Linked DNA regions of Homo sapiens: region 1 is linked to region 2. Evidence: chromatin loops called from intact Hi-C (ENCODE). Cell type or tissue: heart left ventricle. All regions are shown on one strand. Each heading gives the region's core, and the rest is flanking DNA. Links, peaks and the distances in the headings are about the cores only. Region 1 overlaps RTTN (rotatin). Region 2 overlaps RTTN (rotatin).

The links. Peaks named below come from ENCODE experiments on the same cell type or tissue, not always from the same donor. Only the 100,000 strongest peaks of a DNase experiment are listed, where the experiment ranks them.
Region 1: it touches region 2 in a loop (2.6-fold over the local background); 8 of 110 quality-filtered maps call a loop at or near these places.

The regions. Positions count from the first base shown.
Region 1 is chr18:70,048,357-70,063,822 of GRCh38, reverse strand. It overlaps RTTN (rotatin), which reads left to right. Exons shown (of 49, transcript NM_173630.4): 36 at 3,781-3,973; 37 at 5,991-6,081; 38 at 9,539-9,692; 39 at 12,275-12,412. Among named protein-coding and RNA genes, the nearest start is that of CD226, 110 kb to the right of the region's middle. RefSeq lists an enhancer at 15,070-15,466. In heart left ventricle, for the core only: no CTCF peak of the experiment used is centred there; no DNase peak of the experiment used is centred there.
Region 2 is chr18:69,998,502-70,013,967 of GRCh38, reverse strand. RTTN (rotatin) reads left to right here. Exons shown (of 49, transcript NM_173630.4): 47 at 7,484-7,587; 48 at 8,701-8,770; 49 at 9,732-10,937. The coding sequence ends at 9,817. Among named protein-coding and RNA genes, the nearest start is that of CD226, 58 kb to the right of the region's middle. In heart left ventricle, for the core only: no CTCF peak of the experiment used is centred there; no DNase peak of the experiment used is centred there; H3K4me3 peaks cover 367 bases; H3K27ac peaks cover 2,516 bases.

The sequences.
Region 1 (15,466 bases), core at 4,703-12,702, 49 kb before region 2:
CTCCTTAGTTTTACAAAATAAATTAGCAAGAAAATTGAAAAAATATGTATCAATTTATATTCTGAACTAGCTCTCTTTACAGAAAAATTCAAAAAAGGTTTCTATATATGCTTGCTCTAGAAGTGCTGAAGATATGTAATACATATTTTATGAATACTGAAAGATTTCCCTTGAAATTGTTTGGACAATTTTCATTAGAATTATCTCAATTTAATTTTTTCCATTTTTATTTCCAAAGATTTATCATTATTTTTTAAGAGACAGGGTCTAGCTCTGTCACCCAGGCTGGAGTGCAGTGGCATGGTCATAGCTCATTGTAGTCTCGAACACCTGGACTCAAGTAATCCTCCTGTCTCAGTTTCCCAAGTGGCTGGGATTACAGGCGTAATATTTGAGGGGAAAAGAACACAAACTCTCATGTAAAAATGAGCAGAAAACATGAAAAGATAATTCACAAAGGACCTAAAAGTAGCCTTTATCTTTGGAAAAATATTATACAAATTAATACTACCCGAAGATACTTTTTTATTTATTAAATTGCCAACAATTAAGTATTGGCAGTACATTCTTTTGGCGAGGCTGTGGAAAATAAGCACTTTCATACATTGTTAGAGAAAATGCAAATTAGTATAATTTTGGAAGGGAATTTGGCAATAGATAACAAAACTATGTATTTACCTTTGATTAAACAATTCCACTTCTAGGAATTCTCTTTTATTTATCTCCAGCAATATAAAAATACATATGTACTTGATAATTTAGCAAGCATTGTTTGTAATTATAAAACATGGAAACAACACAAATGCCTGTAAGTAGAAGGATAGTTTTTGATAGATATATAACAATATATAGATAATGATAAACATATAACAAAATTACTTATAAATAAAATTTATTTTTAAAATAACAATGGAGAACTACAGCTATTAGAAAGAGGGGGCTGGGCACAGCAGCTCACACCAATAATCCTAGAACTTTTGGAGGCTGAGGTGGGAGATACTTTTCACGATAGTGAGACTGTATCTCTACAAAATATAAAATAAATTAGCCAGGCATGGTGGCACACACCTGTGGTCTCAGCTACTCAGGAGGCTGAGGTGGGAGGAGCACTTGAGCCCAGGCTTTGAGGCTTCAGTGAGCCATGATTGCACCAGACTCCAGCCTGGGCAACAGTGAGACCATTTCTCCAAAAACGAAAAAAAAAAAAAAAAAAAGAGGGGAGGATATCTTCAAACAGATATGGACCAAATTTTAGGAAATATTGTCAAGTGAAGAAAGAAGCACAATGATAAAGAGTATTTATAGTTTATGATATTTACAGTTTTCTACTTTTGCATATGAAAGAAGGGGAAATTTAAAATACGTGTATCTATTTGTGTAGAAAGAAAACAGGAAGGAACAGCTGGAAATGAATGAGATTAATTATGAGAATGGGTGGGAGTTAGTTAGGAAATAAGAGAGGATGGGAACAGTGTAGAAGAGATTGAGGGGTGGGATAGTGACCCTTCTCTGCATGTATCTTCTTGTATAGGTTGACTTTTATAACCATGTATGTTTTACTTGCTGAAAAAAATAAAATCAACAAAAATGGGAAACAATAACATGGAATACAAACCAATTAATCCAGCTACATTTCACATGAATAGCATTGAAGTGAGAGAGGAAGTAACCCCAGTAACTCTCAGACATATTTTTAGGACTTTAGTCCTCAGACTATTGGCAAAATGAACTGTAACCAAGCATTGAACTCTAGTTACTAGTTTTATTTTTTGCAGTATTATTAGTTAGAAATTCTGAAACTACTTATTGTGTTCATAAGGCAAGGCAAATAAGTAAATATATTGTAGACAATGAAAGCCAGAATTTTTACTTTCACATAACGGAAATTACAAATATGGAAGGGAAGGAAGATGTTTAATGTTGGATTATATTTGGAGTGTTGGATTATATTTGGAGCTTTCAGTATGAATCAATTATTTTGTTTTTTAAGAGATGAGGTCTCATTCTGTCATCCAGGCTGGAGGACAGTGCTGTGATCATAGTTCACTGCAGTTGCCACCTCCTGGGCTCAAGCGATCCTCCCACCTCATCCCGAGTAGCCAGGATTAAAGGAATGTGCCGCCATGCCTGGTTCATTTTTAAATCTTTTTGTAGAGATAGGTTTCTGTATGTTGCTCAGGCTGATCTTGAACTCCTTGCCTAAAGTGATCCTCCTACCCCAGCCTCACAAAATTCTGGAATTACAGGCAAATTAATGATTTTTAATTCGTAGATAAAATATGTTTATGTGCCCAGGGGTATGTATGTGCATGCATACGTATATACACACACGTTTTCTAGCTTAGAAACAATGACACTCTAAATAGCAATGTATACATTTAGTGCCCAAATCTTGCTTTCCAAACTCCATTCTCCACTTTAGGGAATCGACACTTTGGAACAAATATCCAATTTTAGAGCTTGGACGAGGAAAGAACAAGATGAACCTGGAACATCTTGCTGTGCCAGAAAGTAAGGGAATGCTCAAAGGTTAATGGAGGTGTTCACTAATGTAGGGTGCAGGTACCTTATTACTGTTCTAAAGTCTAAAAGTATTTTGGAGAAAAGGGAGCTCTCATACAGTGTTGTTGGGAACCACTGTGGAGAACAGTATGCAGGTTCCTCAAAAACTAAAAATAGAACCTACCCTCTGATCCAGCAATCCAGCTGCTGAGTATATATCTAAAAGAAAAAAAAAGTATATCGACGAGATAGCTGCACTCCCATGTTGATTGCAACGCCATTCGTGATAGCCAAGATAGGGAATCAGTCTAAGTTCCGTCAGCAAATGAATGGATAAAGAAAATGAACCATATATGTACACAATGAAATATTACTCAGAGAAAAGAATGAAGTCCTGTCATTTGCAGCAACATGGATGGAACTGGAGGCCATTGTGTTAAATGAAATAAGCCAGGCACAGAAAGACAAATATTGCAACTCATATTTGGGAACTAAAAAAAAAAAAAGTTGAACTCATGAAAATAGAGAGTAGAATGAGGGTTACCAGAGGCTAAAGAGTGGAGAGCCAGAGATAAAGAAGGGATGGTTAGTGGGTACAAAATACAGTTAGGAGGAATAAGATCTAGTGTTCAGTAGCACAACAGGGTAACTATAGTTAACAATAATTTATTGTATAGTTCAAAATAACTAAAAGAATGGAGTTGGAATGTTCCCAACACAAAGAAATGGTAAATGTTTGAGGTGATGGATGTCCCAGTTACCTTGATTTGAGCATTGCACATAGTATGCCTGTATCAAAATATCATGTGTACCCCATAAATATGTACAATGATTATATATCCATAATTAAAAATTTAAAAATAATAAAAATAGTAAGATTTTACTCTGAAGAAAACCTAAAGATTATTTGAATTTGGACACACCTTTGGCCCCTCGAGTTTCAGAAAAAGGATTGTAAATCATCTTTTTGTTCTCAGTGTCTGAATACGTGGGGCATGAAGTCATGTTCTGCCCTTTCTGACCTGTCTCTTCTGCATACGACAATGTCCGTGTGTACACATCTACACATCTACATCCACACATGGTGGAAGGTGGAGGTCAGGAGTAGTAGGGGTAGCCTGACCCCTAACCTCAAGGTTAAGATGAGCCAAGAAGCTAAGGCAATTCCCCAACTATACATTATCATTTTCAGGAACTTTCCTATGATTATAAGAACTTTTGAGTATTGTACATAGCTGTAAGGTAAATAATAATTCTTATGTTTATTTTCAATAATAGGTCACCAGGAAAGTACATCACCACGGCCACCTCATGATTCATCTCTTTCTGCTCCCCTGCCCAAACTGTGTGTTTTTGTTACTCCATCTCTTCTTTCAGCAATGTGCAGCCTCTTGGACAACCTCTTGACGATTGCTCCCAGAGACACTGCAAAGGCTTTTCGACAAGCTCATCTCATAGAACTTCTCTGTAGGTAAGAGATAAATACTCCTAGAGAGGCATGTTAGTTGAGATAAATTTACACAAACTGTATTCATGACTTGATACAAGATTTCTTGTGACCTGGAAATACAGCTTTATTCTTTTTTAGGCTCATTGAACTCTAGGATTTTGCTTTTGCCAGAATTGTCTTGGTGGTTTTTATTTTACATCTATTAAAGCACTTGTATTAGTTTGTTATCTTGACTATTAAGGCCAAAGAAAAACTCCTGCTTTCTAAAATTCATGGATTCTAAACCTTATTTATCCTCCAGCACACTTAAGGAATATGGTGCTATCCCCTGTTCTTAATGGATGTGAGGGACTTTGGGAATTCATCTTTTTAGTGGTCATATCAGAATAATGTCCCTGGGTTGAAAAATTATTGGTTAAATTCATTTGGAGTTATTTTGTTAAGGGAAATTAAACTTTTCATCAAAAAGTATTCTGATAAAATTTAGGGAAATTAAATTCAAAGAAAAATTATTTGAATTTTTATTACTTATTTGATATTAATCAGTCTGTAACATAATTTTTCTGAATTTCTAGGAAGGTATAGTAGAAAAGGACTAGATATTGAATTCAGGTTGACCTAAGGTCTAATTATAGTTCATTCACTCAGTAGCTTGCAGCCTTGGGAAATTACTCCCTACTGTGTCATTAACACCTATTTAATGGGGTTAGTGTGAGAATTAAAAGTGATGGTATCTAGGATACCCCCTTAAGTATTACTTCTCTTTTCTTCTGGTGTTCAGTTTATTCTAGCCAACCATACCCACCTCCTTTTGACCACATGTTTATTTGCATTTCTCTGTCTCTCTGTCCCTTTACCTTTGAACATACACCATCTGAAATGTCTTGCATCTTCTTGCCAAATCATAGTGTCTTCTCTTTCTTTCTGGGATATTAAGAAAACTCTAGAAAATATAAACTCTAAAAGAAGTATTCCTTGTTTCACCTCATTCAATTGTAATTATTCCTTTAACATGTATGATACGCAATGGAGTATGAGTTTGTTCTGGCTTTAATATTTATTGATCATTTTTTTACTGTACCTACTCGGATTGGAAAAGTAACTGCTAGTCAGTTGGCTTTCCTTCCTGGATGCTCCTGCCTGAAGATGACCAAAATAGAGCTCTAGGGATAGGATCTTCTTTGCTTCTTACGAGTCAGCTAAGAGTCTGATGTGGCATTGAGGCCACAGGGGCATTAAAAGACCTTTTATGGCAAAGGCTTATCATATTTCCGTACCTGTTTTTCATTTTTGACTTTAAAAAAATCCTACTTGTTTTACTTTATTTTTATTTTTTTATTTTTATTTATTTTGAGACGGAGTTTCACTCTTATTGCCCAGGCTGGAATGCAGTGGCGCGATCTCGGCTCACTGCAACCTCCGCCTCCTGGGTTCAAGCGATTCTCCTGTCTCAACCTCCTGAGTAGCTGGGATTACAGGCATCTGCCACTACACCCAGCTAATTTTTGGTACCTTTAGTAGAGACGGGGTTTCACCATGTTCACCAGGCTGGTCTTGAACTCCTGACCCCAGGTGATCCACCCACCTTGGCCTCCCAAAGTGCTGGGATTACAGGCGTGAGCCACCGCACCCGGCCTGTTTTACTTTATTTTGTTTTTTACTTTCTAAATATGAACAGTGTTCTTGCTATTTTAGCCAGTATTTTTGCTATTTTATTAGGAAAATAACCACCAAGTTTCCTGTTACTCATGGGCTGTATTATATTTTATTCTGCTTTTAATTAGGTTTCCTTAGATATTTTCTTCACAGCTCTTTGCTTCTCACTTTTCTCTGACAAGATATTTTCCTGTTTGAAGGTAACCCAGGATACAATTTGAAATTCTTTGAGATATCTTTTTATAAACATTTTCTTTGCTTATAAAGATCCTTTCTCTTGAATTGTATTCGAGTTACCTTTAAACTTCAAATTCTGATTTCTTAATCTTTAATAAAAAGTATACTAATCTTCTGAAGGATTTTCTTTTTCTGATCGTCACAGCATTGCAGATGCTACCCTCATACAGACATGTGTCCAGGAACTCAGAGCCCTGCTGCCTTCATCACCTCCAGCTGAACACACTCAGGCTCAGGTAAGCATCTCAAGTCTGTTTGTGGGTTTGTTTACGTTAGGTGTCAAAAATAAAAATCTTGCTGAGGAGATACTAGTCATAGGAAAAGGATGAAAACCTCTCAAAATATACATGGTATGATGAGATTATTCGAAATACGTTACTTGAAATTTTAATATGGGACATGTCTGGATGTTAGAAAAGAGAGGTGGGGTTTGAAGACCTAGATTCTATTCTTGACTCCATCATTAACCAGCTTTAAATGTATGATCAAGTGTCTGGATATCTTGGAGCACCACTTTAATAATAAAGAGGGACATTGGTATAGTTCACTTCCTGCTTCTGTGATTTTAGGCTATCTCTGTTATTTACACCAAAGTTAAAGTTGTTAAAATATTTGGTGGCTAAGTTATGTGTATTTTCAAAACCCAATTTGATAAAAATGATTTATTCTTGTTCCTTCACAGATATTTAGTTTTAAATTCTTGCCTATAGCTAGAATCTATTTATAAAACATGCTTAACAATTATTCATGTAGCTGTTGCTAACAGAAATTTTATTTCAAAATCAAATTTTAAGAAGGGCTACAAGATTTATTTAGGAGGTGATGAATTAAAGGTGAAGTAGACCAATATCTCTTGCTTTGAGATGTGTTCTTTGAGCTGAATAAGACAGACCCCATTACAAAGTTTGGGAATGCTACACGCATGGTCTTTGAAGCTGTTGTCCTGGTGCAGTGTTTTCACCTGAGCATGCCTATTGCATAATGACTGTCTCCTCCATTTTTCTGCTCTCCATCCAGCAAATCTTTGTTGAGTACTTGCTGTGTGCCTGAATCTTCTCCAAGTGAATAAAACAAAGACCCTTCCCTCAAGTTGGGAGAATAGATAATTAGAAAATCCATATATGCCTGAAGATGATAGACATCTCAGAAGAAAAACTAAAGCAGGGGACAGGAAGTGATGTCAGAGTTGGAAGGGTAGGGCTATTCCACTTAGGATGATTAGGCAGTGTCGTGGGACCCAAAGTTAGTGAAGAAGCTAGTCCTATGGTCATTGCAAGACCCCTGAGGTTGGGGTATGCTTGGCCTATCCAAGAAACAGCAAGGAGGGTGGAGTCGCTGGAGCAGAATCTATGAGGGCAAGATGAGGCCAGAGGGGCACAGTCAGCTCCATGAAGTCAGGACCTTGCTGGCTGTTATGTTCCATTGTGTTCTGAGTGTCTGGCATAGGGCTTGTCTCATGACAGGTGCTCACTTGATACTTGTGGGATGAATGAATAATAGCAGTAGCAAACATTTATGGGCATTTGTTTTTGTTAATTCATGTAATCTTCACAAGAATCATGAAGTTATCATTAATGTCATTTTATAAAGGAAATGCCTGAGGCCCAGAGAGATGAGTGACTTGTCCAAGGTCTCTGACATAGATTCCAACCTATGCAGGTCAGTTCCAGGGCCCACATTCTTAACCACTGCACCAGCTGGCCTTATGTAGATTAAATGCTTCTGGGCTCTTGGTATTTATATAAGATCATTCACTCATTTCAGAAAATTCTTGAGCCTCTGCTTTACCAGATTCTGTTCTAGGTGCTAGTGATATATCCTTGAACAAAGCAGATGAGCATCTCTCCTCACGTAGAGTCTGTGCCATAAATGCAGGAGACAGACAGTGAACAAGTAAATAAAATGCATTGTATCAGATAGTCACAAATGGTATGGAAAAAAGCAATTGAGGATGGGTAAAAGGGTGTGTCAGAAAGGGGAGGGGCCTCCTGAAGGTGACACTTAAGCAGAAAGCTGGGGAGGTGAGGGAGCAGGCTGCGAGTGCCTGCGGCAGATGGGGTGGCCAGAGCCCTGCTGGTGGGGTGATACTCTGCTAAAGGTATGATGGATTAAAGTCTGTGGTCAGTTGGTTGGTATTTTTTTTTAAGAGGGCCATACATAGAAAAAGAGTTACTTTATCAACTACTCTTAAGATATGAATATTTTATTTAATCTTGAATGTGATCATATACAAAAGAATCTTTAGCAATTCAGCGTTTTCTCTATAACACTTCTTCTTGCCTCACCTGGCATGGTTTATCTATTTATGGTAATATTTCATACATCCAGAGGTCAGACTTGCTATAATTTCAGTAGTGTAGAGTATGAATGTAATATGAAGTCTCAAGACTTCACGGCAGTAAACAAATTAAATTTCACAAACTGAAGAGTTTGTGAAGCCTGGAGCCACCTACACTTTTATATAAAGTAAGTTGGCAGATTAGATAAAGGGAGGACGTATTCATCAGGAGAAGTAGGGCAGAACTATTTGTAAATAGTCTGAGACCATTGACCTCAGAGACACATACTCCACAAATTTACAACAGGCTCTCGACTCTTCATTACACTCTTACAACCCCAGAATAAGGTGAGAGGAAAAAAAGTGTGTGTGTGTGTGTGTATGTGTGTGTGTGTACAGAGAGAGAGAATGACTGATTTCAGAATATCTTTATAAAATTCACTTATATGTAACTGGCTCATTGCTTGAGGGTAGTGGACAAATGAGACATCACAGCTCATTCTTTAATTGTTACATATTCAGAGGATTATTTTTCTGAAAAGTACTTTTGCCAGTTAATACTTAACAATATTAGCATCAGGCAAATTCCAGAGATGGTTTTGTTGGTAATATTGAAGATGATTTAATTTTTTCTTTTATAATTAATAATAGTAATTTTATGCTGAGGGCAAAAATAGAACATATTTGCATTTTATTTGTAGCAATAACTAGGCTAGCTTCCCCCCACCCCTGCTTATGCACTTTGAAGGGTGTTTTTGTAATCTTTCTTTCTTTACAAAATTATAGACTTTATGGCTTTGTTATACACTTTTCCACTTCTTCCATAATATTGATTTCATAATTTGACTACTTGAAAAATATGGGACTTTTTTTTTTCTTTTGAAACAGGGTTTTACTCTGTCACCCAGGCTGGAGTTCAGTGGTGTGATCACAGCTCACTATAGCCTCTACCTTCTGGGCTTAAGTGGTCCTCCCATCTCAGCCTCCCAAGTAGCTGGGACTGCAGGCCCGGCTAATTTTTATATTTTTTGTGGAAACAGGATCTCACCGTATTGCCCAGGCTGGTCTCAAACTCCTGGGCTCAAGCCATCTGCCCACCTTGGCCTCTCAAAGGACTGGCATTACAGGTGTGTTAGCTACCACACCTGGCCAAGACTTTACTTCTTTAAATGGAATTCAAAACTTGACTTTGAAAACATTGCTTTGTTTGGTGTATAGTTGACAGTATTAATATGGCTGTTAATGACATGCTTATGAGAAAAATAATGCTTTGTCTGCTATGTGTTAATTTCAGATCTTGAAAAATTATGGTTAATATTTTATTTTTTATTGTGTTACAAAAGTAAAATGCTGTATCACTGAGATGGGCTTTTTATATGGCATGTTTGATTTGACCCTGTCTCCTTTTCAAACAGGTTTCCTTTCTCCTGGAATACCTATCCTCTTTGTCCAGGCTTCTGCAGTCATGTTTATTGGTGGAGCCTGACCTTGTGATTCAGGATGAGCTTGTGAAACCTCTTATCACCAATATCATTGGAATTCTCACCATATGTACCAAAGATGTATTAGGTAAGCTTAATTGTTTTAGTTTAGAATGTAAGTGAATAATACTGAGGAAAAAAAACTTACTCTGTTTCAGATATTCACTTGAAGGTTACTTTTTGAGTTTCTTTTTGCTAGTATTTTGGAAGGCTTTGATAATGTGTTTTATAGTTTGGATGCCTTTTAATGGTACCAATTAAGACAAGTGTGTAGTATAATAAAGGACTACCCTTGAGTTTTCAGTTTAAATGAGGGCAAAGCTCTCTGTGTGATGTTAGAAAGTACAGTGAGTTCTGGGTATTAACTATTCTTATAAACTATGGCTAAGGCCAAAAGCTTAATAAAACATTCCCAATAACAAGTATAAGCCAATCTAGAATATATCACAAATTTCCTAAGGTCCTAAATTATTGAAATGTATATATATTTTGTGATCTAATGTTATCTCCAGGGGAAAATATTCTATGATGAAAAGTTGAATGTAATGCTTAGTGGAGAAAATTAAAGCAAAGTAGGATCTTTGTCAAAATCTAATATAATTGTTTTGAAAATGAAAACAATCATTTATAATGAAGTAATTGACCATTTGGTAATTCTCTTTGCCTTTCAGTTTTATTTGAACTATGGATTTACTTGGTTTTAGGTCTGGAAAATGAAGTGTGTTATGATACCCAGCAAAGCCAGTTCTCAGCATCTCATCAGTGTTAAAATGATCTCGATGTTAAAGGAATAGTAATTCCTTAGAAATTCAACAAGTGGCAGTGATACCCTAACTAAGCTTATTAGGTTAGACTGGACAAGCTCAACAAGGTGATATCACCCCCAGTCTCTAAGGAGTGAACATTGATTCTGGGGAGAAGAGGGTGAGGCAAAAACATCTTAGAAATTAAAATAGTTTGTAGGCTTCCAAAGCTCAACTCTACCTGAGACAATCTTATTACTATTTCTCTTCCTGGTTTTTCTTGAGAATTCCTTGAGAAGCATTGACGTTGAGTTCATGGAAGATACACAAGATGTATGCAAGACTAGTGCCACAAAACTGTGGTGAATAGATGACAGCAGCTGGAGGACCTTTGGTTGATTGTTTGATCCCAAGGTCATATAGCAAAAGGTGGTCTGTGTATCTTGGCTGCTATTGGCTGCCTTGTGAATGCTTTTTATTGATCCTCTTGCTTTTCTGTATGATTTGAGCTTTGAAAATTAATTGAAAGTAGTATATATTTAATTACATAAAAGTTGTTTAACCCATCATTAATTATATCAAGCGCTGAAAGGAAAAAATGTCAATATCTGAATGTATATCTATTAGCTGGTTAAATTAAAAATTGTTTTCTCATATCTAGCAAAAAGTTTTAAAAGTTCACTAAGAATATTTTTAAAGAAGTTTTTAAAATTTTTTTCTGAAAAAAATAAGTTTTAAATGATTTTATAAGAATTTATTATATTGCTGTTGTTTTTATATGAATTGCTAATTTATGTATGTAAATTGACACATTGTGATGATATATATATATAAGTAAATAAATTACATGAAAAGTTATTCAGCAAGTATAGGTGCAAAGCTAAATTTGGTATTAATAGGTCTTTAATTTTTAATTTAATTTTCAGCTTAAATGTTTTATTCGGCTCTTCTTAAGCCTGTATTGAATAAAAACAGTAAGCTCTATACTTAGCCTTTTTATGTACAAAGTACAGATATACATATAGTACATAAAGAGATATACAGTATATGTGTGGAATTAAAATCTTGTGGGGATGGCAATGAGGAAACATTTTCTGAAATAAACTCTTTAGAGAGCCACTAATGACAAAAGGGTTGAGAAACACCAAGGATTGCCCTGGGGAAGGTGCAGTTTTCAAGTATCTCATAGGTGCTGAAGTACACCTAGATGGATCTCCTCGGGGTTAACGTCCTATAAAGTTTACATTATAGTGGAATTAGATAAAAGATGACAGATCCCCCTGAAGGCATGGTCAGAGAGAGTCCTCAGCGACTGCTCTCCAGCTTCCATTTACCTGAGTGGAGAGAAGGGAAAATGGGTCCTCATCCTAGAATTGCTACATCCTTAGCCATAGGAAAAGCTGCAGAATCTTCTTTTGCGTCATACTTTTCTTTGTGGGATGATACTTTTCTTGGTTCTTCAAAGAAATTCTTTCTTTTCTACCTTGACCTTGGCACACTGTGCTTTCCTTTCACCCCTGCCCAAAGCTGCTGGAGGGGATAAAGGAAATAGGGGAAAACTTACTCTGACAAAAGTAGCACAAACAATGACATATTTTTATAATGTGCCAATATGTAGTTCTGCAGTCATGGCTTAATATTTAGTTTGTCACACCTTCTGATTGTTCTTGAGTATGCTTTAATAAGAGGAGAGTTTGTGAGTGTGGCTTTATATGCAGGAGGGTGGAGGGGAGATATCTTAAGAAGCAATGGAAAAGAAGTTAATTGAAATAAATTTTGGATAATGCTGAATTAGATTTGTCTTCATTTGATAAGTGCACACCCCTCATTTTAAGTGTAATGAAGCGTCTGTGGTAAGTTTTATATCTTGAAAGGTTCTTTTCCTTCTTTGTGTTAATAACTTGAAGTGTTTTGATTAATTTTATAGATAAAGAGTTAATATCAGCTTTTTATCACACATGGACACATTTATTTAATCTTCTGGCCATGCTCCTGAGGAAAGCTGGTGCCATCACACTCCCGTTTGTTACCGTGGCCCTGGCCAAGCACTGGACAGCGGCGATTGGTAAGAAGATACTTGCATAATCTTGGGGGCTTTCTGCTAATAAAACGAGATAATGATTCTGCCTGTTTAGGTATGTAAATTCACTAAAGTTAAGTAATTATAGCATGGCATATAAAAGAGGTATCAGGGTGCTTGCTTTGAAAAATTTGCAGTGTTCTTGAGCCCCCCAAAAATGCATTTTTGAAAAATTGAAACACATTTTGAGATAACATAAAAGCGAGTTAGGAAAGCCTGTGGTTTTATTATTTTTTAAGCTTTTTAAAGATGTCATCCCTGAAGCTCTGTTTTATTGAGAACATTATATTGGCCACTGTTGGTTTTTTTAAATTTTACTTTAAGTTCTGGGATACATGTGCAGAACGTGCAGGTTTTTTACATAGGAATACATGTGCCATGGTGGTTTGCTGCACCTATCAACCGATCATCTAGGTTTTAAGCCCCACATGCATTAGGTATTTGTCCTAATGCTCTCCCTCCCCTTGCTTCTCATCCCCCGACACGGTGTGTGATGTTCCCTACCCTGTGTCCATGTGTTCTCATTGTTCATCTCTCACTTGTGAATGAGAACACACAGTGTTTGGTTTTCTGTTCCTGTGTTAGTTTGCTGAGAATGATGGCTTCCAGCTTCATCCGTGTACCTGAAAGGACATGAACTCATTCTTTTTTTATGGCTGCATAATGTTCCATGGTGTATATGTGCTGCATTTTCTTTATCCACTGTGTCATTGATGGGCATTGGGTTGGTTCCAAGTCTTTGCTATTGTGAACAGTGCCACAGTAAACATATGTGTGCATTTGTCTTTACAGTAGGATGATTTATAAAACTTTAGGTATATACCCAGTAATGGGATTGTTGGGTCAAATGGTATTTCTGGTTCTAGATGCTTGAGGAATTGCCACACTGTCTTCCACAATGGTTAAACTAACTTATACTCCCACCAGCAGTGTAAAAGTGTTCCCATTTTCTCCACATCCTCGCCAGCATCTGTTGTTTCCTGACTTTTGAATAATCACCATTCTAACTGGCCTGAGATGGTATCTCATTGTGGTTTTGATTTGCATTTCTCTAATGACCAGTGATGATGGGTTTTTTTTCATGTTTGTCGGCCGCATAAATGTCATCTTTTGAGAAGTGTCTGTTCGTATCCTTCGCCCACTTTTTGATGCGGTTGTTTGTTTTTTTCTTGTAAATTTGTTTAAGTTCCTTGTAGATTCTGGATGTTAGACCTTTGTCAGATGGATAGATTACAAAAATTTTCTCCCATTGTGTAGGTTGCCTGTTCACTCTGATGATAGTTTGTTTTGCTATGCAGACGCTCTTTAGTTTAGATCCCATTTGTCAGTTGTAAGCCTGTGGTTTTATAAAGGTACATATGATATGATTATAAAACAATGAGATAAATTTTACTGTGTTGGTATAGAAACCAGTATCCTTTCTGACATATGTACATTGTATGTGGATACATCTTCATATATAAAATCTGGTATACATGATAACATGGAAAGTTAGGATACAAATAACTTTCTCATCACATCAGAATTTTCTTATAGTACAGAAATGCCAAGAGTATAGTATAATTATTTTTATGTTTTTCATGATAGTTGCCCACTAAAATAAACATGATTATTTTAAAATAACTAATCTTTAATTTTTCATGAAGCCTCCTAAATTTTAGCATAGAAAAAAGCTGTTTTTTAACATAAATATTCATAACTGACATTTATGTAACCTTTTTAAACAACCTACTTAAATGTACTCAAAATTGAGTTATTTTAAGCTTCCAAAGTACCTGCTAATTCAACTGACCGATTTTTTTTAACATTTATTTTATCATTTGATCATTCAGTAAACTTAAATGCATGATACAATTTTTAACCAAAGCGATAGTAAGAATTATGGCAAATGCATGTTTAACAAGGAACAGAATTGTTAATTTTCTGGATGTAGGAGTTCTGAGTCTACCATGGAGTACAGTGTCCACGTAGGATATCATTATTTTGTTTAAAATATAATAATTGAAAGAGATTGACTGATTAAGACATTGGGATTTTCTTCTTGTATTTATTGGGGGAAAATTAGTTTATCACCTGAATCACCAATAATATCAATAGAAAGCATGATGCTACCCACATTAGATAAATCTGGCCTGCAGCTTGTTTTGGTAAATAAAGTTTTATTGGAACATAGCCACACTCACTTACATATTGCATATGGCTGCTTTCATGCTACAAAAGTTGAGGTGAATAGTTGTGAAAAAGCCAGTTACCTGCAGAGTATAAAATACTTACTACTTGGACCTTTACAGAAAAAGTTTGCTGACCTCTGACTTAAACTTATTTATCTAACACTATTTCTTTAGTGATAAAATAAATACATATTAAATTCAAAACCTTCCTTCAAAATATGTGTACAGTTTTATGTAATAATAGTACTAATCAAAAGTAACTTACTGCATAAATGGTTTTCATAATAGTAATGTTAATGAAAACATTAATAACAATTATCATTTTTTTTGCCATGGTTTTATTTTTGTTTATTTTTATTTTTTTAAATCAATTGCCATCTCATATGCCCATATACATTTAAAACATGTCGTGGTCACTCCGTAACTTGTGTTATCTATAAGAGTCTTTTCTCGAACTTGACTAATATTTGGACATCATTTAAATGAACATAATTCTCATGAAACCCTACTGCTGACTACTTTATTTTTCTTATGTAACTTTAATTTGTACAAGCCAAAATCTAAGTAAAAATTTTTATGGTTATAATTATCACACAAGCATAAATCTAAAATATAAAATCAAACAAAATTATAAATCCAATTTTTCAAGTTTATAAAATGTAAAACAACACATGTAATTTTGATTAAACAAAATCAGTTCTCACAACAGGAAATTAATAATGACTGTTTCAGTGTAAATTCCTTTCAGTTTGGTCTGTTCTTTCCACTCTGTATTAAGTTTGTGAATCAGTTCATGACCACTCATGTGCTGTCTGAACTGCTATGAAATATTTGTTTGTACATTGTGCCAACACTGCATACTAAGTCT
Region 2 (15,466 bases), core at 4,084-12,083:
ATATTATCCAGAATGCAGCAGAGAAAGCTAAAAAGATGAGAAAGGATCAAAAGAATCAAAGGTAAGTGACACAGCAGATATATCAAGACAGTCTTTGTGTTTAATGAAGTGTCCTAGGAGAATGGGAGAGGAAATATTTGAAGAAATGATGGGTAAAAACTTTAAGAACTTTTCTAAGACATTAATGTCACCATAACTGACAACTCACTGTAATTACCAAACTGACATCCCTAAACTTATACTTAAACCAATTGTATTAAGAAGGTAATATTCAATTATTATATTAAGGTAACATTCAATTATTATATTAAGGTAATATTCAGTTCAAATATTCAAAAATACTGTCTCATTATTTACATTTTACTACTGTATATTCACTTTAGGTTATTTAAATGTTTATATGAGAGTTCAGACCTACTTGTTGAACTCAAAATTGTTTTATTGCTTTGTTATATGCATGTTTCACAATAACATTTGTTTTGTTAAAAAAGTCGATCCACTTGCATTATCAGAGGGGCCCACCACATTAATTCACACACACACACACACACACAGACACACACACACACACACATATGTATATATACATACACACACAGTACTTTATTAAAAATGCTTTAAGGGATAGCTGGTTGAAGGAGTTATAAACTTACTTAGATCAGAGGAGTTATATATTCTGAGTGTTTGAGACAACATTTAAAAACATCACTTGATGCTACTCAGATGGAACATAAGGAAGTCACCCTCCCATTTAATAAGGGGACATTTGATGTGCCCTAATGAGTAGCACTTGCAGCCATAACCTCACGTGATAAATTGCATCTGCAAGCTATGTACATGGCTTGGTTCTGGGTAGGTTATGATACACGACAACCAAAGGGCATCAGATAGTGCAGATGAGGTGTTCAGGGAGTCGGCTGCAGCGTGCCCGAAACATCACTGCACCTGCCTTTCACATTGTCCTGATGCACATTTCCAGTTCACTTTAGGGAGCAGCTTTTTTTGTTTTGTTTTTGTTAAATATTTAAAATCCCTTAAAATAAAAAAATTGAATTATGTAGACAAAATTTTTGTTTATTCTATTCTGGAATCTTTCACACAACGAATATTTATTGAGCTCCTAAAATACACTAGCATTGTGGTTGGTCTAATACCAGTGAGTAGACACTGCCATCTAACTAATACCAGTGAGCAGACGTTGCCCTGTAACTAATACCAGTGAGCAGACACTGCCTTCTAACCAGTACCAGTGAGCAGACGCTGCCCTGTAACTAATACCAGTGAGCAGACGCTGCCCTCTAACCAGTACCAGTGAGCAGACACTGTGCTGTAACTAATACCAGTGAGCAGATGCTGCCCTCTAACCAATACCAGTGAGCAGACGCTGCCCTCTAACCAATACCAGTGAGCAGACGCTGCCCTCTATCTAACACCAGTGAGCAGACGCTGCCCTGTAACCAATACCAGTGAGCAGACACTGCCCTGTAACCAATACCAGTGAGCAGATGCTGCCCTGTAACCAATACCAGTGAGCAGACGCTGCCCTCTAACCAATACCAGGAGCAGACGCTGCCCTCTATCTAACACCAGTGAGCAGACGCTGCCCTCTAACCAATACCAGTGAGCAGACACTGCCTTCTAACCAGTACCAGTGAGCAGACGCTGCCCTGTAACTAATACCAGTGAGCAGATGCTGCCCTCTAACCAGTACCAGTGAACAGACACTGTGCTGTAACTAATACCAGTGAGCAGATGCTGCCCTCTAACCAATACCAGTGAGCAGACCCTGCCCTCTAACCAATACCAGTGAGCAGACGCTGCCCTCTGTCTAACACCAGTGAGCAGACGCTGCCCTGTAACCAATACCAGTGAGCAGATGCTGCCCTGTAACCAATACCAGTGAGCAGACGCTGCCCTGTAACCAATACCAGTGAGCAGACGCTGCCCTGTAACCAATACCAGTGAGCAGACGCTGCCCTCTAACCAATACCAGTGAGCAGACGCTGCCCTGTAACCAATACCAGTGAGCAGACGCTGCCTTCTAACCAATACCAGGAGCAGACGCTACCCTCTATCTAACACCAGTGAGCAGACGCTGCCCTCTAACCAATACCAGTGAGCAGACACTGCCCTCTAACCAGTACCAGTGAGCAGATGCTACACTCACAGACCCTGCCTTGAACCTTTTCCTATTTTAGTACCCTTATTTATTTATCTTGCCTGATTGCCCTGGCCAGAAGTTCCAATACTGTGTTGAACAGGAGTGGTAAGAAATGGCATCCTTGTCTTGTGCCAGTTTTCAAAGGGAATGTTTCCAGCTTTTGCCCATTCAGTGTGATATTGGCTGTGGGTTTGTCATAAATAGCTCTTATTATTTTGAGATATGTTGCATCAATACCTAGTTTATTGAGAGTTTTTAGCATGAAAGGGTGTTGAATTTTTTTGAAGGCCTTTCTGCATCTGTTGAGATAATCATGTGGTTTTTGTCGTTGGCTCTGTTTATGTGATAGATTACTTTTATTGATTTGTGTATGTTGAACCAGCCTTGCATCCCAGGGATGAAACGGACTTGATCTTGGTGAATAAGCTTTTTGACGTGCTGCTGGATTCAGTTTGCCAGTATTTTATTGAGGATTTTTGCATCGATGTTCATCGGGGATATTGGCCTGAAATTTCCTTTTTTTGTGTGTGTCTCTGCCAGGTTTTTGTATCAGGATGATGCTGGCCTCATAAAATGAGTTAGAGAGGATTCCCTCTTTTTCTATTGATTGGAATAGTTTCAGAAGGAATGGTACCAGCTCCACTTTGTATGCCTGGTAGAATTCGGCTGTGAATTCATCTGGTCCCGGGCTTTTTTTGGTTGGTAGGCTATTAATTACTGCCTCAATTTCAGAACTTGTTATTGATCTATTCAGGGATTCGACTTCTTCCTAGTTTAGTCTTGGGAGGGTGTATGTGTCCAGGAATTCATCCATTTCTTCTAGATTTTCTAGTTTATTTGCATAGAGGTGTTTATAATATTCTCTGATGGTAGTTTGGATTTCTGTGGGATCAGTGCTGATCTCCCCTTTATCATTTTTTATTGTGTCTATTTGATTCTTCTCTCTTTTCTTCTTTATTAGTCAGGCTAGTGGTCTATCTATTTTGTTAATCTTTTCCAAAAACCAGCTCCGGGATTCATTGATTTTTTGAAGGGTTTTTCGTGTCTCTCTCTCCTTCAGTTCTGCTCTGATCTTAGTTATTTCTTGTCTTCTGTAAGCTTTTGAATTTGTTTGCTGTTGCTTCTCTAGTTCTTTTAATTGTGATGTTAGGGTGTTGATTTTAGATCTTTCCCCCTTTCACCTGTGAGCATTTTGTGCTATAAATTTCCCTCTAAACACTGCTTTAGCTGTGTCCCAGAGATTCTGGTATATTGTGTCTTTGCTCTCTTTGGTTTCAAAGAACTAATTTATTTCTGCCTTAATTGTGTTATTTACTCAGTAGTCATTCAGGAGCAAGTTGTTCAGTTTCCATGTAGTTGTGTGGTTTTGAGTGAGTTTCTTAATCCTGAGTTCTAATTTGATTGCATTGTGCTGTGAGAGACTGTTTGTTATGATTTCAGGTCTTTGGCATTTGCTGAGGAGTGTTTTACTTCCAAGTATGTGGTCAGTTTTAGAATAAGTGCGATGTGGTGCTGAGAAGAATGTATACTCTGTTGATTTGGGGTGGAGTGTTCTGTAGATGTCTGTTAGGTCCACTTGGCTCAGAGTTGAGTTCAAGTCCTGAATATCCTTGTTAATTTTCTGTCTTGTTGATGTGTCTAATATTGACAGTGGGGTGTTGAAGTCTCCCATGATTATTGTGTGCGAGTCTAAGTCTCTTTGTAGGTCTCTAAGAACTTGCTTTATGAATCTGGGTGCTCCTGTATTGGGTGCATATATATTTAGGATAGTTAGTTCTATTTGTTGCATTGATCCCTTTATCATTATGTAATGCCCTTCTTTTTCTTTTTTGATCTTTGTTGGTTTAAAGTCTTTTTTATCAGAGGCTAAGATTGCCACCTCTGCTTTTTTTTTCTCCCCTGCTTGCCATTTGCTTAGTAAATCTTCCTCCATCCCTTTATTTTGAGCCTATGTGTGTCTTTGCACGAGATGGGTCTCCTGAATACAGCACACCGATGGGTCTTGACGCTTCATCCAATTTGCCAGTCTGTGTCTTTTAATTGTGGCATTTAGCCCGTTTACATTTAAGGTTAATATTGTTACATGTGAATTTGATCCTGTCATTATGATGCTAGCTGGTTGTTTTGCCCATTAGTTGATGCAGTTTCTTCATAGTGTCAATGTTCTTTACAATTTGATATGTTTTTGCAGTGGCTGGTACAGGTTTTTCCTTTCCATATTTAGTGCTTCCTTCAGGAGCTCTTGTAAGGTAGGGCTGCTGGTGACAAAATCTCTCAGCATTTGCTTTTCTGTAAAGGATTTTATTTATTTTTCACTTATGAAGCTTAGTATGGCTGGATATGAATTTCTGGGTTGAAAATTATTTTCTTGGGCCATACGCAGTGGCTCTCACCTGTAATCCCAGCCTTTTGGGAGGCCAAGGTGGGCGGACCATGAGATCCAGAGTCTGAGACCAGCCTGGCCCATATGGTAAAACCCCGTCTCTAATAAAAATACAAAAAAATTAGCCAGGTGTGGTGGTGCCCACCTGTCGTCCCAGCTACTCAGGAGGCCGAGACAGAAGAATTGCTTAAACCTGGTAGGCGGAGGTTGCAGTGAGCCGAGATCTCACCACTGCACTCCAAACCTGGGAGACAGAGCAAGACTGCATCCCCCTCCCCAACAAAAAAAGAAAAGATAAATTCTTTAAGAATGTTGAATATTGGCCCCCAGTCTCTTTTGGCTTATAGGATTTCTGCAGAGAGATCTGCTGTTAGCCTGATGGGCTTCCCTTGGTGGGTAACCCGACCTTTCTCTCTGGCTGCCCTTAACATTTTTTCCTTCATTTCAACCTTGGTGAATCTGATGATTATGTGTCTTGGGGTTGCTCTTCTCGAGGAGTATCTTTGTGGTGTTCTCTGTATTTCCTGAATTTGAATGTTGGCCTGTCTTGCTAGGTTGGGGAAGTTCTCTTGCATTTAATATCCTGAAGAGTATTTTCCAACTTGGTTCCATTTTTCCCCATCACTCTCAGGTACACCAGTCAAACATAGGTTGCTTCTTTTCACACAGTCCCATATTTCTTGGATGCTTTGTTCATTCCTTTTCTTTTTTTTTTTTCTCTAATCTTGTCTTCACGCTTTATTTCGTTAAGTTGATCTTCAATCTCTGACATCCTTTCTTCTGCTTGATCGATTTCGCTATTGATACTTGTGTATGCTTCACGAAGTTCTCATGCTATGTTTTTCAGCTCCCATCAGGTCATTTATGTTCTTCTTTAAACTGGTTATTCTAGTTAGCATTTCCTGTAACCTTTTATCAAGGTTCTTAGCTTCCTTGCATTGGGTTAGAACATGCTTCTTTAGCTTGGAGGAGTTTGTTATTACCCACCTTCTGAAGCCTGCTTCTGTCACTTCGTCAAACTCATTCTCCATCCAATTTTGTTCCCTTGCTGGTGAGGAGTTGTGATCCTTTGGAAGAGAAGAGTTATTCTGGTTTTGGGAATTTTCATCCTTTTTGCACTGGGTTTTCCTCATTTTCGTGGATTTATCTACCTTTGGTTTTTGATGTTGGTGACCATTGGATGGGGTTTTTGTGTGGATGTCCTTTTGGTTGATGTTGATGCTATTCCTTTCTGTTTGTTAGTTTTCTTCCTAACGGGCCTCTCTGCTGCAGGTCTTTGGGAGTTGGCTGGAGGTCCACTCCTGCCCCTGTTTGCCTGGGTATCACCAGCAGAGGCTACAGAAGAGCAAAGATTGCTGCCTGCTCCTTCCTCTGGAAGCTTCATCCCAGAGGGCACCCCCCAGATGCCAGCTAGAGCTCTCCTGTATGATGTGTCTGTCAACACCTGTTGGGAGGTGTCTCCCAGTCAGGAGGCACGAGCGTCAGGGACCCACTTGAGGAGGCAGTCTGTCCGTTAGCAGAGCTCGAGCACTGTGCTGGGAGGTCCACTGCTCTCTTCAGAGACAGCAGGCAGGAACATTTAAGTCTGCTGAAGCTGCACCCACAGCCGCCCTTTCCCCCAGGTGCTCTGTCCCAGGGAGATGGGAGTTTTATCTATAAGCCCCTGACTGGGCCTGCTGCCTTTCTTTCAGAGATGGCCTGCCCAGAGAGGAGGAATCTAGAGAGGCAGTTTGGGTACAACGTCTTTGCTGAGCTGTGGTGGGCTCTGCCCAGTTTGAACTTCCCAGTGCCTTCGTTTGCACTGTGAAGGGAAACAGGCTACTTAAGCCTCATTAATGGTGGACACCCCTCTCCCCACCAAGCTCGAGCATCCCAGGTCGACTTCAGACTGCTGTGCAGGCAGTGAGAATTTTAAGCCAGTGGATCTTAGTTTGCTGGGCTCCATGGGTATGGGATCTGTTGAGCTAGGCCACTTGGCACCCTGGCTTCAGCCCCCTTTCCAGGGGACTGAACAACTCTGTCTCACTGGCATTCCAGGCACTACTGAGGTATGAAAAATCTCCTGCAGCTGGCTCGGTGACTGCCCAAATGGCTGCCCAGCTTTGTGCTTGAAACCCTGGGCCCTGGTGGTGTAGGCACCCAAGGGAATCTCCTGGTCTGTGGGTTGCAAAGACCATGGGAAAAGCGTAGTATCTGGGCCGGAATGCACCGTTCCTCAGGGCACAGTTTCTCAGAGCTTCCCTTGGCTAAGGGAGGGAGCTCCCCCACCCCTTGTGATTCCTGGGTGAGGCGACACCCCACCCTGCTTTGGCTCGCCCTCCATGGGCTGCACCCGTTGTCTAACCAGCTCCAGTGAGATGAGCTGGGTACCTCAGTTGGAAATGCAGAAATCACCCGCCTTCTGCATTGATCTCACTGGAAGCTGCAGACCGGAGCTTCCTATTGAGCCATCTTGCCAGCCACCCTAGTCATTTTTAAAAAACATCAAGCAGTGTGATATTTGATGATCGTTTTTGTATAGTAGCTCATGCTACTGATGTGTTTGTATGATAGTCTTTATAATTTATCATGAAAGCAGATCTGTTTTTCTGCCTGCCAGAATGTTAGCTGTAATTGAGTAACTCATTAATGTACCTAATTGTATACTTATTTTTACACACTTGTGGTCTTTAAATGAATGTGCCTTTTCTTGAATTCTGGCCAAAAAATGAAGCAGCTTCAGTGTCTTTGACCCTTCTATGCCTGACATGAAAACAATGTTTTGAGGTTGTCCTCCCATATACCACATGGCATAAAAGATTGGTTTTGCCATAGTCTAGTGATACCAACTTTATGTATGCATTCTAATGGGAAAAGAGGGGGGTGTCTGACTAGTCCAAGATAAGAATACAATGCAGTGTCTGGGACTGAACTTTTAAAAAATATATGTTCATTTTTAGAAAAAGTCATTACTGTGCTTGCTGCCTGTCTGGAAAGTGAGAATCAAAATGCTCAGAGGATTGGAGCAGCTGCCCTTTGGGCTCTGATTTACAATTATCAGAAGGTCAGTTTTAAAAATCATTGTTACACCTGGGGAGCAAACAACAAGGTATAACCCAGGTATAAACTCTTAGGATACATCCAAAGGTGTCAAGAGTTACAGCAAAAGAAAAAAGACAAAATCAAAGATCCATGTTCCCTTTGCTGATTCATACAATTAGTAAACCATCAGTTGAAATCTTTTTATTTAATCATTTCAACAGAATGTCTCAGTTTAGAAGAGAATCTCTGAACTGACTTTTTCCTCTTAATTTAAATTGATTTACTTTATTATTGCAATTTTAGTATAGATTGTTTCTTCTAAAAGACGTATCAAGGGAAAACACATCTTAAAGTAAAACTGAGTAACAAAAGTTTTATCCAATTGTACAATTCCCCTTTATCTAGCTCAGTTCTTGTACGACTGCAGCCCAAAGCCTGCTCTGAGAAAAGGGCAGGCAACGTGGAGATTTGTGTTCTACTCTTTCTCTGGCCTTTGGACTTCCACTTTATTGCAGACATGTTGTTCCCAAGAGAAATACCCATAAGTATCTAGTGATTAAGTAGTAGCCAAGTGACAGTGTTAGGATAGACAGCCATCCTAGAATGGTGTTCTCTCAGCTGACTGTCTCTGCCGGGGCTAGTTTTCTCCCTGCTGGCCAGAGTCACGTACACAAGGACAAGAGGGTGTTGTTTTCTTTCTCACCTGGGTATCCCCAGAGCTTAGCACAGGATTTGGCACTTTGTAGTCACTCTGTAAATATTTGTTGACCAACTGCTAATATTTGGTATATGTGATCAGAAATCTGAGGTTTGAGGGAGTATGAAAAACTGAAACCAAGGATGACTAGTTTAAAATAGCAAATTGAGATTAGGGGAGAAGGAGTAAAAGAGAAGGGAAGAAAGAAAATGGGAATAGAGAAAGAATCAAGTTAGATAAGAGGATATGGGCAAGACTTCAGAATGTGCAAGGGGATTGGCTCAATAGGATGTATTATGCTAAGATGGAACTCTCTAGTTATATTATTATATTTCATAATATTCTGTTTAATACTGTAGTTAGCAATGGGCAGAATTAGTGTTTTGCTATCATGATCCATAACACATGGCAAGAAACCTAATTAATGGATTGTTCTAGGCAAAAACAGCTTTGAAAAGCCCATCAGTAAAAAGAAGAGTGGATGAAGCATACTCCTTAGCAAAGAAAAGTAAGTTGCAATAAGAAAGAGATTATAGTTAAACTCAGAAGCTATTAAGTGGATTTTCTGATTAATGAGATATTTGGACAGGCCACAGCAAAATGGCATTGTAAAATGTGCCAATATTCAGTATGTGCTTTAATTATATCATTTTTTAAAATAATAAAATAGATAGATGAAGGTTTAAGATGTGATTGCTTCTAAAAATGCATCTGTGATCTTCGTCTTATTTTTGTACTAAATTTTCTTTGCCAACAGTGACCACTGTGCTGAAGTATGTTCTTAGTGATAAGAACTGGCCCAATTAGAATTAACTGTGAGCAGAAAACCTGGATCTAACATCAGGGAGCTGGAGGACAGTCTTCCAAGAATTGATCCTGTTACCCTTATATCCACGTTTCCCTGTGATGTGGTCACAATACTAGAGACGGTTTTCTTTTCAAAGCACATTATTCATTTTTAGTGACACCAAATTTCAGTGAGCGTTATTCTCTGAACATTTTTTATGCTAAAACACTGAATTGTGTCTTTCCTGTACTGTAATATATCTGTTGGTTATTTGTGTTTTTATAGTCTGATTTTTTTTTTTAAGCAGGGGAGGTTTTAGTTTGTTTTAGCTGCGACCATGAATTTCTGGAGCTAGTGAAGTTAAAGATTATGCTTTAGGAAGGATGGTACATAAAAAAAGATTAATGGCATTCATTTGGAATTATAGTTAATGGTATCCATTATGGGGGGTACTTTTTAAAAAATACTCTGGGTAAGCTGTTAATTTAAAAAAATATTGATTTTGTAACTTGTTTATTTTTTAAAAAATGCAAAATATTCTGGAATGCTATTACATCAAGAACTTAGAGCTTTAAATTATATATAAATCCTGTTCATATGTATTTGTTTATGTGTGTGCCTCCTAAGTATAGTACCAAGTTTCATAAACTAGTATTTCTGTACTCTTATTTTTCTATCTCAGCTTTCCCAAACTCAGAAGCAAACCCTCTAAATGCCTATTATTTGAAATGTCTTGAAAACCTCGTGCAGCTCCTTAATTCTTCCTGAGTGCCATGGGATGCTACACCTTGAAGCTGACAGTCATCAACAGGGGAGCTAAAGTTGAAGCCAGCTGTGTGTAGCAGCTGTTACCTGAAGACGTGCTACCTCTCTACAAAGTGTTGATCCCCTTCTTTCCCATGAGAGAGAGAACTGGTGATACTCCAACACCGTCCAGTTGTGGCAGCTCTCCAGAAGTAATAGCAGCTGACAACTTTCTGTGCCTTTTCCTTTCTGTTGAAAAGGCATAGAAAGTTCTGGGAACATAAACATTTTTACCCTTTTCTATGCCATTTATTTTGTAAAAATCCTATTTAACAGTTATTTAATAAAACAATATTTTTAGAAACTAAAAATTGACTAATAATTGCTGCTTACAGACTTTTATCAGTCTCATGAATATTAATTTTAGGAGTTGAAATAAGACACTGTGTCCTGGTTGTTTCTCTCTTTTTTTAAATTTTAACTGATGTAAAATTTGGCTCTGTCAGTGCAAATCCTTATTTTCAAAACTTTCTGTTATCCAGAGCATCCACACTGGAAAAGGGCTATGTAGAAGTAAGTGTGCATTATTTGTAAAGGGCTGTGTGGAAGTAAATGTACATGATTTGTAAGTAGCTTTCTTAGGCAAGTTTTAGTGATGTTATCTTCTTCCTAGATGACTCTTAAATCATTACATGTATAATCTTCACCGTTGTCTTCTGCAAGGCTGTGTAATAAAGAAGAAAGAAATAGAGTTGGGGCTGTATAAGCCTGGGTTCAAATTTAGCTCAGCCCAAAACATCATGAAGAATAGAGTAAGACTGAAAAATGCAGAAGATGGCCGGGCTTGGTGGCTCATGCTTATACTTTCAGCTCTTTGGGAGACCGAGGTAGGTGGATCACTTGAGGCCAGGAGTTTGAGACCAGCTTGGGCAACTTGGTGAAATCCCATCTCTCCTAAAAATACAAAAATTAGCCATTCCTGGTCTTGAGCGTCTATAATCTCAGCTACTCCAGTGGCTGAGGCACGAGAATCTCTTCAACCTGGGAGGCAGGGAGGTTGCAGTGAGCTGAGATCATGCCACTGCATTCCAGCGTGGGTGACAAAGCAAGACTCTGTCTCAAAAAAAAAAAAAAAAAAAAAAAATGCAGGAGGAACAAGCTCTATACTCTATTACATAATCTTACTTAACCTGTAGTTTTGAATTCCGCACTTAAACCAAAATCAAGTACTAATCACTTTCAGCAACTTTCCCAACACTTTTGAAAGTGAGAAAATTGTGTGTAAGAGAAATAAAAGGTGAAGTATTAATATATATATGTTTGTATATACATATATGTCATATACATGTATACATATATATTCATTTAGGATAATGTTTTCAGAAAAACTGAAAGAAAAATATCATTTTAAGTGCTGTTAAATTGCTAACAGCAATAAAATAAGCAATGATGTTATTTAAGCTGGAAGTATGACAAAATTTATGTTAAATACAGAAATAGTAACAGTTAAGTTTGTAATGTCTGAGAATTAATTGATTCGAGATCTGAAAAATAAATCTAGGAAGCTCAGAAGTTTCTGAGCTGCCCAAGTTAATGTGTAGCGGAAAACTCGTCAATTCTGAGAGCAGGAATCTTGGGAATTATTTTTCCCTTTTCTCCCGATATCTTATATTTTTTGCCATTTTTCTGGAATTCTCTAATCAGCCCTCACTGATAAATAAATGAAATGAATTTCTAACTCCCTTCATAACTCCTTTATAACTCCTCCTTCTATGTCCCAGCTATTATTCTCGGAACTTTTATCATTTAATCTATCTTTTTCTAAAATACTACTAATGTCTTTGTGTTCCAGGTGAATAAGCGGAGGCGCAGAGCGGTTAAGTAATGTGCTCATTGACTGTGGCTGGTTATCAGTGAAGTGGAGGTTGGAACCCAGGATAACTGCGAAGAAGTTTGCTTTTCTTTATAAACCACTTTTCTTTATAAACCATTTATTCTGCCCCTCTACCACCCCCACTGAAATATCTCTTTTTGTGTTTGAATCTTATAGATAAACACCATTTTTCAACAAAAATTTGTTCTCTTCAGGGAAATTATATTATGGTTCATTGATTGACTGATTCACATATCAGAGTAGGCACTACCTCATCTTCTTGGAACCAGGAAGAATTGTTGTAACTGATCATTTTCCCTAGCAGTTCACAGTAGTACCAGAGGGAGATTTGTAGCCTAGTAGTCAGAACCACCCAGAAATGTTACCTGCCAAAGCCCAGGAGGACTGCAGACCTTGGAGAAAGGAGAGGGGCCATGGCTTTAGGGGAACTTGCGTTTGCCTCTCTTGGTGTCCAGGAATGTGAAGCTCGGGTGCACGCTGTGGTCCAGATCCTGGGGGACAGTCCTTGCAACTGGGTCTCCTGGGATTATGCACCGTCAGCCAGTGGGGAAGACGTCTCAGCAGGAGCCTTGAGGTGACTGGCCCACTGCTGTAGCAGCTGCCCTGCCTCTCCCTTGCGGACCAGCATCAGAATCCTCAGGTGTGTGCACTGAAATGCAGATTCCTGGGCTCAATGAGGCAGACTTGTGTCTAGGAGAATTTTTAGCAAGCTCTCCAGGTTCTGCTCACCACAGTTTGAGAACCACTGATTAATCCCCATGATTACAGAAAACTGCCTAGAACACGAAAATTATTTCATATCACTTAACTGCTGCCTGATGAAATCAGGACTTGAATCTGGGTCTCTTGAATGTGAACCAAGTATTTTTTCTTTCACACCTGCCCAAGTTTAAGCAAGGATCCAGGAAATAGGTGCAGGGGACTAGTTCATACTTCATGGTGTCCAATTTCTCCATATCCTAGCATTTTTGGTGGGCTGAGTTAGTGTATGTGCGCTATGGAAGCACAAAAAGGTAGTGCCACGTCACACATGAAGTGCAGACATTGATACTGAGGCTTCTGGGCTTAAGACTTGAGCAGTTTGAGGGAGGAGGCAGCCATTAGTTTTGAAAACAGGAAGCTAGTAGGAAAGTGGTGTTAGCAGACCTGGCTAGACCCTTTTGCCACTCTTCCTAAAAACACTTACAGAAATGAATAGCTGAATGTACCTCTTTTTTTGGTGTTCTATAAATAATGGAGCAAAAAAAAAAAAAAAACAAAACAGAATTTTGCCTATTTAACTCCAGATCACCAATTTTCCTTTGTAGTGTTAAATGGACTCTTCATCCGTGTCATTTTGCATCATCAGTCTTTGGGGCTGCACCTTGTGTATTCCCCATTTCTTGAGGTTGCCAGAGCCCCAGGTCTGCTTCTTGACCCGTGATGTTCCTCGGATTTGCCAGAGTGATGGGTAAGAGTAATGACTGGCATCCCCGCTTCTGCATTAAGATCTGCTTGCAGTTATCTCAGTGAATGAGAGAGCATAATAGAGCGGTTAAGAGTAGAGGGCTCTTGAGTCCTGTGGACCAGGAATTAACCCTGGCCTCACCACTGCAATTGTTGGAAACCTGGGACAGGCTCAAGCTAACTGGGGTTGAGGACACCTACCTTGTGCAGTTGGTGAGAGGACTGAGTGCTTAGCCTGGTACATAGTTATCCCTTAGATGTTATCAGTGATTTTTTATTCTTACAAAATTCTCAAAAACATCTGTTTAAGCAAAAACTTCAAATCTTTTGTGTCCTTGCAAACTTTCCTCCCCTCTGGGAGGGGATGTGCTGGAAAGTGAGTTGGGCTGTGACAACTAAGGTTCCAGCATCCCAAAAGGATTGTTGGTTCTTGGTGGAGTGCATGTCCACAGTCCTGGGATGACTGATTGCCCAGACACTTGGCAAGGCACCATTGAGAACCCGAGTCTCACAAAGCACTGCATACAGGCATTATATACACCTGGGGTGTGCACATTTTGTTCTGCTTGTCATGTTGTCTTGATTGAGTGTCAGTTGGCAAAATTTTGCTCTTTTTCCATCTGACTTGTGTAAATGGAAGATTAAAAAATTATAACCTTAGTAACCAAAACAAAATCTTAGCTTAAAAAAAAAATCCTTCAATTTGGGAGTAGCTATTTTTTTTTTCTTCCCATTGATCATTATCCAAAGACTAAGGGGCATGGATGATAAAATGCTATTGCTTTGGTCAATTAGGAAACTTAGTTTTGGGGAACGTAGAGTTTATTCTTCCTAACTTAAAATTTCTCTTAGGAAATTCTTTTACAACTCAAGTTTCCTTATACAACTCAAGTCCCGCACCTAGGGCTGTGTGGGACTTCGCCGGGCCTCAAGGCTCAGATGTACGAAAGGCTATGCCAAGACCCCGGGAGTCTGAGGTTTGGCAGCAACACAGAAGGAGCTCAGTGTGATCCTACTTTAAATGTTTCCAACAACGTTCGTTTTTGCATTTTGTTTGCTCCTTCCACATTGGAGGAATCTGCTTCAGAAAAAAATCTTTAAATCCATGTTTTACAAAATACCCATATGGTAACATTCAATAAATTTCTTTTTAACTAATTTTGCGTGAAAGCTAAAAAAAAAAAAAAGTGTTTTAGTACAGACTCCAAGGTAATGTTCTTTGACACATTTCTACTTTTCAGTGGCATCCTTACCTCACTTTGGCCTCTGCCAATGCTTGTGCCTTTGGAGTATCTGCACCCACTTGGGTTCTTCTGGGCAGCGATACTTGGTAGTCTGGTAGCAGATTGCTTGCAGTTCTGTGTAAATTCTGAAATCATTGTTTCTTCAAACAGTTTATTGGAACATTCTTTCTTTGGCTTACCATGGAAGTAAACAGATTATAAAATGGGAACTTACTGTTTTTAATTGTTTTCTGGTCATATTCATAAAGATCAGATTGCAAAGAATCAGTTTATGGGTATAATACCTGGTTTAAAGTTATATTCTGTATCTGCTAGGAATAGCCACATTTCACTGAGGAGAAACTCCAAAATAATAATGGCTTCACTAAGAGAGGAGTTTCTTTTTATTTTTATTGTTTTTTGTTGTTGTTGTTTGCATCCCAGGAAATGCACACATGGGCAGTCTATAGCTAACAGTGTCCTCAGGGACTCAACTGCCTGCTTTTCTGCTCTCTCTGTCTTTGCACGTTTCCTTTAGGAAGTTACCTCATGGACATCAGGAAGGAGAAAGGCTGGAAAAGGACTTCCTCAGCTGTGTTTCCCTTTAAGGAGCCTTCCCAAAAGACAGGTCCAATAACTAGAGCTCACATCTCAGACAGAACAGCACATGGTCACTCAAAGCTTCAAGAGAGGCCAAGAATTGTTGTCCCTCATTTGGGCACATTGCCAGATCCAGTAGCACAGGCCACTGCTAATAGAGAAGGGGAGGTGGTGTTTGGTTCAGCAACCACCAGTGTCCACCAATGTTCTTGATTTGAGAGAAAACTGATGTAATTAGGGGTAAAAAAAAAAAAAGGATTATCTTCCCAAGTAAATAAGATTAGATGCTTATTGAATTTATTCAGTCTGCATTTAGACTTTGTGATTAGTTCTAGCTGCATTCAGAGCTAAAAATATTAGTGTCAGAGAAAGAAGTCAGATGCCTTTCCAGTGTAAAGCCAAATGCCTTCTGTGGAGTTTATGCCTATGAAATGCAGCCATCAGCTGTCAGGATCCACCTTCTCCTCAGGGAGAAATGAGGCTGGGAAATAGAATGGTTGATGTGAACAG